Linked DNA regions of Homo sapiens: region 1 is linked to region 2. The links are chromatin contacts, found by POLR2A ChIA-PET in ENCODE. All regions are on one chromosome and are shown on one strand. The core of a region is the stretch at or near the end of the contact, and the rest is flanking DNA. Distances in the headings are between cores, read along the strand shown.

Region 1 (7,266 bases), core at 2,992-5,491, about 10 Mb before region 2:
AAGTTTTTAGCAAAGGAGTAGAAATAAAGCAAGTTAAGGATTGTAATCCAGAGAAACATTTATGTAATTACGCTGTAATAGTTTTAGGAGAAAAAGTACCGCAATGGAAACACTAACTAGATGACTGTCCTTGCCACTAGCCACATGTGGCTACTTAAATTAAAATTAAATAAAATTTAAAATTCAGTTCCTCAGTTGCCCCACACACATTTAACTGCTTAACAGCCACATGTAGCTAGGTAGATAGAAAACATAAACATTTCCAACATCACAGACAGTTCTGCTGGATAGCGCTGGCCTAGAAGCACTGGTATCTAGATAAAAAATATAATCTCGGTTCTCCTGAATCAGAAGGCTTTATCTGGCAATTTACAATTTTACATATATATGCCTACTTCAGGTATTAACCATAAAAGAAGAACCCTAGCGTAATTTTTCTGCAACTTGTTTCAAGAAAGATCATTCAAAAGTGATAAACTTATTTATCCCACATTATCAAAATAGAAATATTTAACTAACAAGGTCTGGAAGTATCAAAGGCACTAAAACACAACGAGGTTTTCATCAAATCAGAATCAATGAAAAGGGTTTAATTACTAGAAAACAAAAGTTATTAGGTACAATAAGACTGGTCCAAAAAAGATTAAAACTACTTCCCAAGTACTTCAGAAGGAGCTATTTATATGCATAACAAATAACAACTGCTTTTACAATAGGTTTAAAAATAACTTTACCACAATTAATTCAAATTAGTGACATTTTACTGTCAACATTTTTCATTGCTTTCCACCAACCTTACATTAAACATCTACAAATCACACAATGACCATGATTTAATTAAATATAATTTTATAAATGAAGGATTATTCATTCAAATCCTGATAGTAGCATAAAAGTAGGCATAAAAGTTAACCAAACAATTTACAACTTAAAATTATCTCTCAACTGCATCAGTATCTAGTTTAAAACCAGTGTAATAAAACACAAAAGCATGGGCGACAAGATGCTGAAGCTTGAGAAATAACTTCCACTAAAAAAAAGTTAGCCTTATTACACCACAGAATTAAAAGTTCAACAGACTCACAATTATATATACCAATTCAGTTTAAAACTACTTTCCCTCAAAGAAGAGATAAATATCATTTCGACTAGGGTTCTTTCTGAAGAGCTGGAATGTACTCAAATAAGACCACTAAATTACAGAAGGCAATTATGATTCTAATCAGAAAGCTCTGTCCCATAAAACAATACTTTTTAAAAAACTAACAAATTTAACACATTATTATAAAATCTACAAAAGTGAACATGTCACATTGATTACTACAGAGCTATGTTTGTTAGTATAATATTGCTATTTCTGGTTCCTTATGATTGTGTGTTTACTTCAGAGGTCTACGTCAAACCTTAGAATTAGGAGAGAAAAGCAATAATTGTTATGAAAAACTATTTAAAAGGTACTTAAAAAGATGTCAGAACTTACCTGCAACACTAGTGATTGTAACGGGAACTCCCTGCACTTGAACACCTGCAGCACCCAGGTTGGCAACGCTCACTGTCTGAAGGTTAGGCACTGATGCAAGCTGGGCAGTATTCAAAGTTATTGGGGCACCAGCAACAGCCACAGGAGCAATCTGAGCAAGAGTTGTGCCACCACTTGAAGACACTGGGGTGATGGTTAATTGTTGGGATAACCCAGCATTCTGAACTTGCAAATTTGAAAGACTCTGAATATTCTGAACCTGTACAGTTTGCCAACTGATTTGCCCTGAAGGTGTTAAAGTTGGAGCCCTGATAAGCACCTGAGTCGGATTTACTGCTTGAAGTTGAACATTCTGTAAAGGCTGCTGCTGGATGGTCTGAATCGTCTGCCCTGACTGGAGTTGAAACGACTGTGGTGGAATAGCCTGAATGATCTGTTGCTGAGGCTGTTGGATCTGGATCTGCTGTAAGATAGGTTGGCCTACAATTTGCACCTGCTGAAGAGAATTTGATTGATCCTGTGCATTCTGCATTCCATTAGGCTGAAGCTGACTGGAGCTCTGGGCTTCAGACTCAGTAGCAGCAGGTGTTTGAGATTCTTCAATGGTGCGTTCAGAACTACTGGCTGATGTGCTTGCATACTGGCCAGTATCTGCTGAGCTCACTAATGTGTCACTGCTTGTCAAAGACGTTGAAGCAGTGGTTGTGCAGGTAGTGGAGGAGGAGGGAGATTCTGGCATAGTACTGGCAGAAGTAGTGGTGTTGGTGGGTGTGGAAACTAATTGATTCCCATTGGAAGTCCCACTATCAGCAGTAGCAGCAGGCTGGCCAACCTGCCCAGTCCCTCCTCCGGCAGCCACGTTGTTTATCACTGGCAAAGCTAGAGTCACTCCTCCAATGTTAATTGGTAGGGTTGTTACAACTTGAGCCTGAGTACCAGGAAGAGTCTGTAACTGCAGTGGTATTGAAACACCAGGTCTAATTTGGACCGGAACTGTCTGATTTGCCAGGTTTTGAGCAAGAATATTCCCAGAAGCTGTCCTGTTAGCAGCTGTGAGTATAGCTTGATTATTACCTGCAGAAATGAGCTGAATTTGACCCTGCAAATCCTGTAGAGATGAACTACTAGTTGGATTGATTTGAATTTGTTGACCTTCCACTGTCTGAAGTTGTGGAATTACTTGGTACTGTACACTACCACTTGGATTTTGTACTTGTATGACTTGAAATTGACCAGGGGTGGAAGAATTACCTGATTTAGTTTTTGTAGGAGATGCACTCCCGTTATTACTGCTGGAAGAACTAGACGAACTAGAGGCTGGTTGAGAAACGTTATTCTCTTTTGAAGCAGGAGGAGTGGAGGCAACAAGTTGCCAAGCGTTTCCAGCAAGTTGCGTTGTTACCAGTTCTAGCTGTTGTGGTTGATTTTGAAGTTGCACCAATCCTTGACTTGGATCTATAATAATTTGTTGTTGTCCAGTTGCTTGATTTTCACCAGGAGTCCCTATTTTGCTGCAAGTAGCTGCCAGTAAAGCCAGAGGAGAGGGCTGAGAGTCCTACCCAAAATGGGACGGTAAAGGAGAGGGGGGGGGGAAAAAAAGTGGGCGGATTTAGTGGAGGCCAGTAGTTGCCAGGGGGTTACTTATTTTGACAGCTCTACATAACAATTTAGGAAGCAGCAGAAATCAAAAAGAAATACGAACAAAAGTAGATAAGAACTATATGAATAAGGAAGCAAGTCCTATAATATCAAGTTTAAATAAAAGGAAATTTCTTTACAACTTTGTAAAGTGTTATGTTCCTAAACTCAAAATGCCCTTGGGAACACACACACCGTTTTCTTATAGTCTGAATTCCTGATGTAATTTTAAACAGCGTTATACCCTCAAAGAGGTGAAAACTTGATGAATTTACAATTTAAGTTCCACACTCTCAGAAAGATGCTTTGAGTGGATAAACATTTTATTCTGTTACTTCTGGACATTCAAAGGGCATAACTCCCTCTCTCTCCTAATGTGTCGTGATGAATTTTTTTAATTTGTTTGCTTTTACCTGGGAGCCTGAGGTTTTGGGTTTTTTATTGTTATTCTCTGGCTCAGAGGTTTTCCCTCCTTCTGTAGCCATCGCCGCTGCCGCTGCCGCCTCCTCCTCCTCCTCCTTCTTCTGATCTGCAACAAACCCCCCCACCACACACACACGACAACAGGTTATTAGGATTATTATTATTCGTCTTCTTCCTCTCCTCTTCTCCCCCCTCCCCCCGAACATTAATCTCCATAAACCCGCGATCCACGCACACCGGCAGGGGGTGGGGGAGAAGGAGGGAAGGGAGGAGGGGGATATCACAAAACGTGGTTTGAAACCCGACCCATCGGCTCCAGAGCAACACCCAGAAGGAGGTTGTTCTCTCTCAGACATTAAGACAAAACACAACCCTCCTTCCCTCCCCGATTCCCTCCCGCCCTCTCCTCCTCCCCTTAAAGCATCTCAGCGGCCCCGGGGGAGGGGGGAGAACCGAGCAGGGTCTGGGGAGGGAGGGAGAGAGGGAGGCGGCGAAGGAGACTGAGGGGGGTGGAGAATACGTACCGCTCATCCCGCATTAACAGGACAAACCCTCAGACGGAGACACTGGGATAGAGGTGGGTGGGGGTGGGGGCGAGGCGGGAGGAGAGGCCGGTCCCGCCCGCCCGCGGTGGCTCGGAGGAGGCTGTAGCTGGCACAGGCTCTGCCTCTTTTTCCGCGAATGGCCGCCGCTGGGCTGTGGCGTAGCAGCTCCTCTCTCCGCCCGAGCCCGGCTGACTCGCCCTTGATTGACAGCGGCGGCGCGCGGCGCGGGCGGCGGCGCGGGTCGGGGGCGGGGCCAGGGCGGTGCGAGCCTGGCCGACTCCCCACCCCCCTCGGCCTCTCTCCGCCGGAGCCTCCGACTCTCCACCCCTTCCCCCAGCGGATTGGCCGCCGACCTGCCGGGGGCCGGGGCGCTGGGGCCGCCTCCTCTCCACCCCCTTTCTCGGGGTTATTCCTTTAGCAGCTCTTCTCCTCCTCCCTGGCTCCTCTGGCGCTCTTTCTCTCGGCGTTCTAGCTCAGGAGCGCTGCCGGTAGGCCCTCCATACAGCCAAACTTGTTGTCTCAGGATATCCCGCCCCCTACTCATTTCCCAGCGCCCTCCACTCAAAAACCCCCTCCAGCAATCCCTCCAATTGCCACTAAAGAAAAAAGTAGGGCCCTTGATCCAGGCAAGCGAGAGCGGCGGACGTGGGCGCGCGCGGACCACCAACAGGTCGGCGCGCTGGGTGAACTGCCCGCTGCCCCCGCGCAGGGAGCATGGCTTTCCTGAGGCGCATCCGGACCCGGGCGCCCTTTTTCCCTGGCTCTGTCTCCATTGGCTGAGCCCAGGGTGACGCGCGCTGAGTGGTGGGAGAAAGGGGGTGGGGCACTACCGCGAAGGCTGTCGGTACTCGTAGTTTCCGGCGGTCGCGGTGCCTTCTTCGAGGCACCGCCTCTCTCCCGCCCCCGACCGAGGCCTGGCTGCCGAGCGGAAAGCTGCCCGAGGGGGCGGTGGCGGCAGGGCGTGGCCGGGGCCGAGTGGGAGTTGAACTGAGCGAGGAGGAGGGGGAATGGGTGTTGTTTGCCTGGGCCTATCCGCCGCGCGGGGCTGCCCAAACCACCTCTGCCGCCGCCTCCTCGGCTCCAAGCCGCTCCCCGCGGGGCGAGCTCACACCCGGAGCGCTCGGCGATTGAGCGGGCGGCGGCGTGGGGAGGCGGGGTTTGCTGTCCTCGGGGTTTGAATGAACCCGGCTTCTTGAAGCAGCGCCCTCGCCTTGCCTTTCTTTGCTCACCTTCCCCTCAGGCCCCCTGCTTTGAGTCCGAGGCCTGTTTTCTCACGGAGAAGGATCTTCCATTTTTATTTGTTGTCTCTCTGGCTGGCAGCTGGTGCAGAGCAGTGACCCGCCTTCTAAGAAGGGTTGCATCGCGTTTTGCCTAAAAGCCTAAGTGGTTGGCGGAGTTCTAAGCCTTATCTGACAAGAGTCTCCGGGCGAAGAAAAGCCCAGCTCCATAAGGGTCAGCCCCGCTTACGGTGTAGCGTAAGCAAGCGTAAGGGCAAGTGGAATTAACATCTGGCTGCACAAAGCATCTTACTGTCAAATGCACTTGAGCAGTGTCCTGCCTCAGCTTTCCTACAAAGTCCTGAAGTCAGGATGATGCCATGGAACGTAATCAGCGCCTGATTAACTGTACCAAAGGTGGAAGTGACCCCACATGTAAATACTGGCCTTGGGAACAAGGCATGCTTACACCCCAGGCTCAAAGCCATTGTCTCACTTCTTACCTGGGCTTCACACTCAGCCTTGGGCATTTTTGTCTCCTGCCTGAGGCCTGACATGTTGCAATGGTGAGGAGGTCCCAGATGCTGAACTTGACTGGCATTTCCTTTGCTTGTTAAGGTAATTGCAAAATCAGCTGATGACAAAGCCATGCAGCAAGACAAAGCAATTCGAATAAAGAATTACATGGTATTGTCTACCCCATCTTATACAATGAGCCAGAGATCCCTGAACAACGTGCTTTTTCCCCATCGTGTACAATATAGAAAGCTCAAAAGTGCTTCTTACATTTACGTATATACTGTCTCTATCCTCAGGTCCCCTCCTCCTCCCAGTTCACCAAGATAAATGAAGACATTTTGCAGTCTTATGAATTGGGGCTTTCATTGTCGTTTTCGTTTGGAAAACCTGCTTCAGAGAGGCAATGTCACTGACTCTGAACCATAGATTAAAAATAATGCTTCGGGAGGCCGAGGCGGGTGGATCAGGGGGTCAGGAGTTTGCGACCAGTCTGGCCAACATAGTGAAACCTTGTCTCTACTAAAAATACAAAAAATTAGCCAGGTGTGGTGGTGTGCGCCTGTAATCCCAGCTACTCGCGAGGCTGAGGCAGGAGAATCGCGTGAACCCGGGAGGTGGAGGTTGCAGTGAGCTGAGATCACGCCATTGCACTCCAACCCCGGGCGACAGTGCAAGACTCCGTCTCAAAAAATATATAATAATAATAATAATGCTTACCATCAGTATGAATCTGCAAAGTCCTAAATATTCTCCACCCTATAGATAAGTGGGAATACTGGTATCCATGAAACATAAGTCCTGCTTTTTATGGTGGACCAAAGTCTTCTAGTCCCTGGCTGTTATGGACTGAATGTTTGTGTTCTCTGCCCCCTTCCCCATTCATGTGTTGAAATTCTACACGGGGCGCGGCTCACTCCTGTTATCCCAGCTCTTTGGGAGGCCAAGGCGGGCGGATCACTTGAGCCCAGCAGTTCCAGACCAGTTTAGGCAACATGGTGAAACCCAGGCTCTACAAAAATTAGCCGACGTGGTGGCGCTGTCCTGTAGTCCCAGCTTCTTGTGAGGCTGAGGCGGGAGGATCACTTGAGCCCAGAAGGCGGAGGTTGCATTGGGCCAAGATGGCACCAGTGCACTCCAACCTGGGCAACAGAGTGGGACTGTGTCAAAAAAAAAAAAAAAAAAAAGAAAGAAAAAAAAAGGGAGAGAGGGGAAAGGGAGGGAGGAAGGAAGGAAGGAAAAATTCTACCCCTTAGTGTGATGGTATTAGAAATTAGAAGGTAGGGTCTCTGGGAGATAATTAGGATTAAATTTGGAGTCCTCATGAATGAGATTGGTGACCTTAGAAGAATCAGGAAAGAGCTTGCTTTTCCTTCCTCTGCTCTCTTCTATTTGAAGATAACAACCAAAAGTCCTCAGTGTGATACCCGGTGGAAAGCGAGTTTTG
Region 2 (7,428 bases), core at 4,652-7,151:
CCTATGCAATCCACACCCCCATCACACTGAACTCATCTCAATTTCTTCCACACACTATGCACTTATATTATGAACTTCATTTCTCTGCCTTGTTCAGACTGTTTCATCCTATGAAATTCAATTCCCCTTCTTTTTTGGCCTGATCATTCTGCACAGCCCAGTACAACGTCACAGTCTTCATTAAACTCTTCACAGGCCCCACAGTCTTAATTCTTTCTGTATTATCAATTTTTGTTGTTGTTGTTGTTGTTTGAGGCAAAGTCTTGGTCTGTTGCCTAGGCTGGAGTGCAGTGGTATGATCTCGGCTCACTGCAACCTCCCCCTCCCAGGTTCAAGTGATTCTTCTGCCTCAGCCTCCCAAGTAGCTGGGACTATAGGCATGCACCACCATGCTTGGCTAATTTTTGTATTTTTAGTAGAGATTGGATTTCACTATGTTGGCCAGGCTGGTCTTGAACCCTTGACCTCAGGTGATCCACCCACTTTGGCCTCCCTAAGTGCTGGGATTACAGGCAGGAGTCACAGCACCCGGCCTCTGTATTATCAATATTTTTACTTTTGTTTTCTTCGTTACTCAAATCAAATCACTTTGGTTAAGCCTGGTGTCAAAAGAGAGAGAAAATATAATCTTTTACCAGTAAAAATATTAAATATTTGCAAGCAAAAGAAAATCTACCACAGTCTGTCCTTCTGATTACAATCATTCAGGTCTTTTTCCTCCCTCAAAATACACTCACCAAGTTGGAGATAACTTAAAAGCCCTATACTGTCATTATTTCCTGCTCAAAGTCGACAATCTATGAATAATGCTATAGTCTTTATGTTTGTTCTTGATATATCTCCTCTTGATCTGGAGATCTATGAAGAACAAAGACAAGTTATTTGCCCACAACACCCAAAATACAATGGTGAAATGGGAACTGGATAACTACAATGAATGATACTACTCAGAAAGTAAAGAATGGTCCTGAAATTTCACTGTCTTGAAGTTGCTGCTAACTTAAAGTGGGGAACAGTCCTTGTTTAGGCCCTGATTTTGCCATTTTGGGATTTTTTTTCGGGATTAGTTCCAGTCGAATTTTCTCTGTGGCTCTTGCCTCACACTCTGGCAAGTCTTGTCTTAGAGCTGTTTAAGAAAGCCATTAGAGAACAGACCCTCCTCGGAATATGAGTATGTCTCTCTACCGGCTTCCTACCTGCAAAAGATGGAGGAGCTCAAGTGTCTTTTCATATTTCAAACCATGAAGTTTCTTTAATCCAATGCTGATCATTCTTTTCACAGTACTTACTCTACTTCTATTTGATTTCAGTCAACTCCATGCGCCAATGCCACAGCCACAATTCTTTTTGAGACATACCTCTGTCTTTCTTTAGACTTAATGTCAGTCACCTTAATCCTATCACGCTTTGGTTGGAGAGCTACATCCTTACCTGTTTGTCCAGACTTTAAAATTGTTCAGCTGAAAGGATTTACTGAAGGCATCTTAATTTACTGAAATGTTTTAACAAAGGTATGATGGCCACATTCTTGATTGGGCCATTATCTTCCTATCAATTCATCTTTGTAGCCCAAATGCCTTCCCATCTTTATTTTAGACAGCTAGATATGAGAATCAATCAGATCTTCCAACTCTGCATGTCTCTAAATTTCTGAATGTTTTACTCCCTGTCATTACAGTTTGCAAACTGACCAATTATTTTGAGTCCATATCTTTATTGTACTACCTTGTCAACTGTAGCCAATAGTAACTGATACATGCTAATATACTCTTTGCCTGCTGTTTCACTGAAAGCTACCAGCTCACTGGGAACATTAACTGCCTTCCAATTAATTGAAATAAGTGTTTCACCAAATGTTCCAATACTGCATTACATATAGATAGCCATCCTTCTAGTCCCTGGTAACAGTTACTTTGTCACCTACTGCCAGGACCTAAATCCTATGCCACATATTTTAGGATTTTTATTATGGTAACATGTCACCACACTTTCAGTGTCAAATTATTTACTTGTCAGGGTAGGCTAGGTTATGCCACATTAAGAAACTACTCCCAAATCCAGTCACTTGCAACAATAGAGGTTTATTTCTCTATTTTTTTTTTCAAGACAGAGTTTCACTCTTGTTGCCCAGGCTGGAGTGCAACGGCATGATCTCGGCTCACTGCAACCTCCGCCTCCCGGTTCAAGCGATCCTCCTGCCTCAGCCTCCCGAAGTAGCTAGGATTACAGACACCCGCCACCATGCCCAGCTAATTTTTCTGTATTTTTAGTTGAGACAGAGTTTTACCATGTTGGCCAGGCTGGTCTTGCACTCCTGACTTCAGGTGATCCACCTGCCTCAGCCTCCCAAAGTGCTGGGATTACGGGCATGAGCCACCAGGCCCAGCCTATTTCTCATTCTTAATACATGTACACTGCAGGTCAGTAGTGGCTCTGTTCCAGGTAGTTCTTACCCTGACACCTAAGCTGATAAGCAGGCTGTATCTAGAATATTGCTAGTCTTGTGGCAGAGGGAAAACTGACAACATGGCACATGTTGGCTCTTAAAGTTTTTGCTTGTGCATGGCATGTGCTACTTCTCACTTCGCATTTGCTAATAAGGCAAGTCTTCTTATTAAGCTTGACCCTCATGAGGCAAGTGATATCTCCTTCTAGGTAGAGGCTGAAGCTATCTGCATACAATTTAATCTACAACACATACCAATTCCACTTCTGCAGCTCAGGAATTTTGCGTTGTTTCTTCTACCATGGCTTCTTTTTCCAGACTGTCACCTCTACCTGTCCCTACTTAAAATATAGGTGACATACTCTTTCCACTAACTTCAATGTGCAAAATTTAAACTTTCACAATTTGACATTTTGGTTAATATTTAATGAAATTTATATTTGTAACCTTGCTTTGTTAACATCTCTAAAGGCATCACTTAGGCCAGGTGCGGTGGCTCACACCTGTAATCCCAGCACTTTGGGAGGCCGAGGTGGGCAGATCACGAGGTCCAGAGATCGAGACCATCCTGACTAACACGGTGAAACCCCATCTCTACTAAAAATACAAAAAATTAACCGGGTGTGGTGGCATGTGCCTGTAGTCCCAGCTATTGGGGAGGCTGAGGCAGGAGAATCGCTTGAACCTGGGAGGCAGAGGTTGCAGTGAGCCGAGATCGTGCCACCACACTCCAGGTTGGGCCACAGAGCGAGACTCCATCTCAAAAAAATAAACAAACAAAAATAAATAAATAAAGGCATCACTTAGCTATCTATATTATTGTTGTCTCTAGAAGCTAGGTCAATGACAAAAAAAAGTTAAGTCTCGCGCCACTGCATTCCAGCCTGGGCGACAGAGTGAGACTCCGTCTCAAAAAGAAAAAAAGTTAAGTCACTGGATTTTAGTTTCTTTTTAATAATGGCATTTCTACATACCTACTTATTATCAACTGTTATTATTCAAAATAAAATATTGGAAGAAGAGGTCTCCCTTCTTCTAATTTATTTGCTGAAAGCCTATCTACACTCACTAAGGTTTCTTTGTTCACTTCTAAGTATTTTCCATGTTTTTGTGCTGATCTTTTAACACAGCCATGCTCCTTACCATAGCCTATAAGGTCCATGTCAGAGAATTGGACATAGACTTTACAGACTCCACTGTTTGCTCTCATTTTCCTCTTTTTCTCCTTAGTTATGGATCAACCACACTGATACTTTTTTAAGCACTCTTCTTCTTCTTCTTCTTTTTTTAAATCTCAAAGCCATTTCTCTTACTAATTTAGTGTTCTTCCCACATCTTTACCAGGTTACTTCCTTCCTTTCATTTAGGTTTCAACTCAGAAATCCTCAGACGGACCTTCCCTGTCCTGTCTACTTAAAGTAACCTCCTCTCCTCCACCTCTTCCATGTCATTGTCTGTCTCATTATTCTATTTTATTGGCTTGTCACTGTCTAAAAATTATCTCATTTGTTTATTGTTTGTCTTCCTCAATTAGTATGTAAGCTCCATTAGCAACGCAGAGTAATTTTCTTGTTCACTGCTATAACTCTAGTGGCTAGAACAGTGCCTAGTGGAGAGTAGGTACTTAAGAAAGATTTGCTGAATGAATGAAAAAAGACACCAGTCTTGATAAGCTTCATGACATATCACCTTAACAGTTACCATCTATTTTTTTTTTCCTACCTACTGGCCATACCTCCTCTTCTAAGCATTGCATGTTGGAATTCCTCGGCTCTGTGTCCTCTGTCTAAATTCTCAGTCAACTTTCTCTCCCTAAGTAATCTCATTCAGTCACATGGGTTCATTTCTTATCAGTAAACTGAGTCCTAAATTTATACTTATAGTGTAGTTCTCTTCTGCCCCATAGAGATCCACTTGAATTTTACATAGGCACTTATACATCATTCTCTACGGCTTATTTCAATAACTGGCATCAACAACCACAGAGCTGCTCAAAACTGAACCTCTGAAATTATTCTTAACTTCTCTCTCCTCACTCCTGGAGAGCCAACCACCAAGTCCTGTTGGTGCCACCTTCTAAACATCTCTGGAATCTTTTTTTCTCATCATTACATTCTCTACACTAGTTCAAGCTACCATTATCTGTCACACAGATTATGGACTATTGCAATGGCCCCTTGATAGGTCTTTCCCCTCTCACGCTTATCCCTTCTAATCAATTATTCACAAAGCAATCATTTAAAAACACAACCTTCCCAAGCTCTCAACATAAAACCCATGATGTTTAAGCGGTTATTGGCCCAGCAGATCTGATCCCCACCTTGCTCTCCCTTTTACTTTCCAGCCACACTAGACCTCATACAGCTCCCTCGGGTTTTCAATAGCTTCAGACCTTCACGTGTTATTACCTCCGCCCTGTACACCTGCATCCTCCGTTTTCACCTGGTTAATGTCCGCTCCTCCTTCAGAGCTAGTGTAACTTCCGGTGGAGCCTTCTCCTATGATTTCTAGTCCCAATTATTAATACTTGCTTGATCATTTGATTAATGCTTTAAGCTACGTATGAGATTGGAGAGGGTTCAGAGTGTACATTTTATCCCAATCCCCCCACCCTCCCCCGCAAAGCCTGTCCTATGGAAGTCCTTCGGGTAAAAAAAACAACGAAGAAAACAAAACAAAAGACAAATGAAAATTCGACTGGGGTAGTGGGAAAGATTATCTGTAGCTACACGACCATTGAAAACACATTTTAAAGATGCAATTTGGGACCAGGGACGGGGGATAGTGGCGTGTTGGAAAGGTCTTTGTGGCGACGAACTTTCAACCGAGGGCCAGGATCTGAGGGTTCAGAAATACACTGCCAGGACTATTATCACCTTTAAGTCATTTACTAGTTTTTAACTTCTGCTTGTCTGCGACAGCGTAACACAGGAAGCAGCTGCAGTCTTCTCAAACCGCAGCCGCTGACCTTAGCGGCAAGAGGCCCGACCTGCCCTCCAGGCGCCCGGCGCTCGGCTCCCAGAGGCGCCGCGCAGCTCCCTCAGCGGCAGTCACAGCTGGCCAGCGCGCACCCGGCACGCGCGCCCCCAGGGCCTCTGCGCGCGGACCCGGCTCTCAGGCGCCGCGGGAGAGGCCCCCTACTCACGGAGCGCGCGGCCCGTGCGCCCACGCTCCGACCGCATTCCTCAGTACGTGGCACCCTTGGAAAGTGCCTGTCTGGTCAATCGAAGAGTCCTCGTTTCGACCAAAAAAATTCCCCTCAGAAATATGCATGGCACGGCAATGAAGGCATTTCACTATGAAGTGGAATGATGATGGTCCGACCAGGTCAGGACGAACATATGAGGGGTTAGATCTAAGCAGGCACTATTAAAGACAGTCGCATCCGGGCCCTCCTGCCGCAAGCTGCCCTCCCAGCCAAGGGTCCTTCAGGTAGGAGGTCCTGGGTGACTTTGGAAGTCCGTAGTGTCTCATTGCAGATAATTTTTAGCTTAGGGCCTGGTGGCTAGGTCGGTTCTCTCCTTTCCAGTCGGAGACCTCTGCCGCAAACATGCTCCGCCAGATCATCGGTCAGGCCAAGAAGCATCCGAGCGTAAGTTCGTGACCGCTCTCCTAATGTTTTCCCTTGTCCTTCTTGCGTCGGGGTGCGCCTCTTTCTGTTCCCTGGGAACGTCCTCATTTACAGCCACTTACCGTCCGTCAGACCAGACCCTGCCTCGCCTAGTGTTTGTCATCTTAGTTGTCCCAGGCCTCTGTGACCCTCTACGCCATGCATTGTGGGGTTTTGTCTGACAGGAGGAAGGAGACGGACACTGCTCGGAAAAAAAACCTAGTTTTTTCTAGTTAGTGAATATTGGAACAGTCTGGTGGCCGCTCTCTTTTGCAGGTTGTGCGGTCCAGGAGGGATAGATGTGCGCTGTGTGGGTCAGAGACTAGCATAGGTCAGGTTCCCTATGTGTTATACCATCTCTGGAGGTTCTTGTATTCGCCGCATTGCACCACCAGGCCTTTTGGTAAATAAGAGGGGTCCGTGATCTTGGAATCCTCACTTTGTCTGGACGTCGTTGCTTTTGGGAAAATTTCGAAGTGTGGAAATTGCAGTTAAGTTCTTTGGCATCTCATTTTTCCTCAGCACATCAATGTGCTGTAGAGCTAAAAGTCTATGCAATCTTTAATCTGTCTTAAATCCGGTTCCCTAAATACGCAGCAAGCATTGGTAGCATTACGTTTTCAGAGATAATGCTTAAAGCCAGTATTTGTAATAGATACGTTTACTTATTCAGATTCTATTTTTCATACATCTTTATAGAGGCACCCTTAAATAATTTGCAAAGAATTTGTTTTTCAAGCCCCAGGATAAAGGAAGCCAGAAAATTTAATGGGAATGACATGTAAATATTAGAGAGGTGAAGAAGACTCGATACATTTTCTTGGAAATTTAAAAATGTACCTATAATTTGCTCCACATTAAAAAGTAAGACACTTAAACCAGAGTCATCTTAACATCCTTTCCAAATTCCATTTCTTTCTTTAGAACACAGTTATAAGAAATCTTACCTCAATGTAAGATCTACTTTATTTAAATTTTAAGACAAAACAGTCCAATAACAGTTTGAGACTTGGAAATCAATGTGCAGAAACTACTGTAATCTCTCGTTGGCCAGTGTTTTAAGTATTTGAAGATGGTTATTCTATTTTGTGTTTGGTTTAGTTGATCCCCCTCTTTGTATTTATTGGAACTGGAGCTACTGGAGCAACACTGTATCTCTTGCGTCTGGCATTGTTCAATCCAGATGTTTGGTAAGTACTTAAAAATGTTTAAAACTTTGATAGCTGATCAAGGCAGTTTAGGAGCCACAGTCTCTGTAGGGCGATAACATTAGGGTAGTAGAAAGAATGTTACATTTACAGTCATACAATAAGTTCAGATCTCAAATCTGCTGTTTTCATTTACTTTTTTTGGTTCATGAAATTATCTAATT

What was found. ChIA-PET counts read pairs that join two places held with the same protein, here RNA polymerase II (POLR2A).
Region 1: POLR2A ChIA-PET joins it to region 2 with 7 read pairs in CD4-positive, alpha-beta T cell. The contact joins the promoter of SP4 here to the promoter of COXFA4 in region 2. POLR2A ChIA-PET finds 5 or more read pairs at or near these places in 2 of 52 experiments (CD4-positive, alpha-beta T cell and naive thymus-derived CD4-positive, alpha-beta T cell).

Annotation. Positions count from the first base shown.
Region 1 is chr7:21,425,058-21,432,323 of GRCh38, reverse strand. It overlaps SP4 (Sp4 transcription factor), which reads right to left and starts at 4,241. Exons shown (of 6, transcript NM_003112.5): 1 at 4,066-4,241; 2 at 3,532-3,647; 3 at 1,481-3,035. The coding sequence starts at 4,072. RefSeq lists silencers at 3,948-4,537, 4,918-5,307.
Region 2 is chr7:10,938,626-10,946,053 of GRCh38, reverse strand. COXFA4 (cytochrome c oxidase associated subunit FA4) reads left to right here and starts at 5,901. Exons shown (of 4, transcript NM_002489.4): 1 at 5,901-6,038; 2 at 7,158-7,246. The coding sequence starts at 5,997. It overlaps LOC107986767 (a long non-coding RNA gene), which reads right to left and starts at 5,798. Exons shown (of 3, transcript XR_001745091.3): 1 at 5,323-5,798. RefSeq lists a silencer at 5,369-5,618 and enhancers at 4,844-5,764, 5,649-5,918.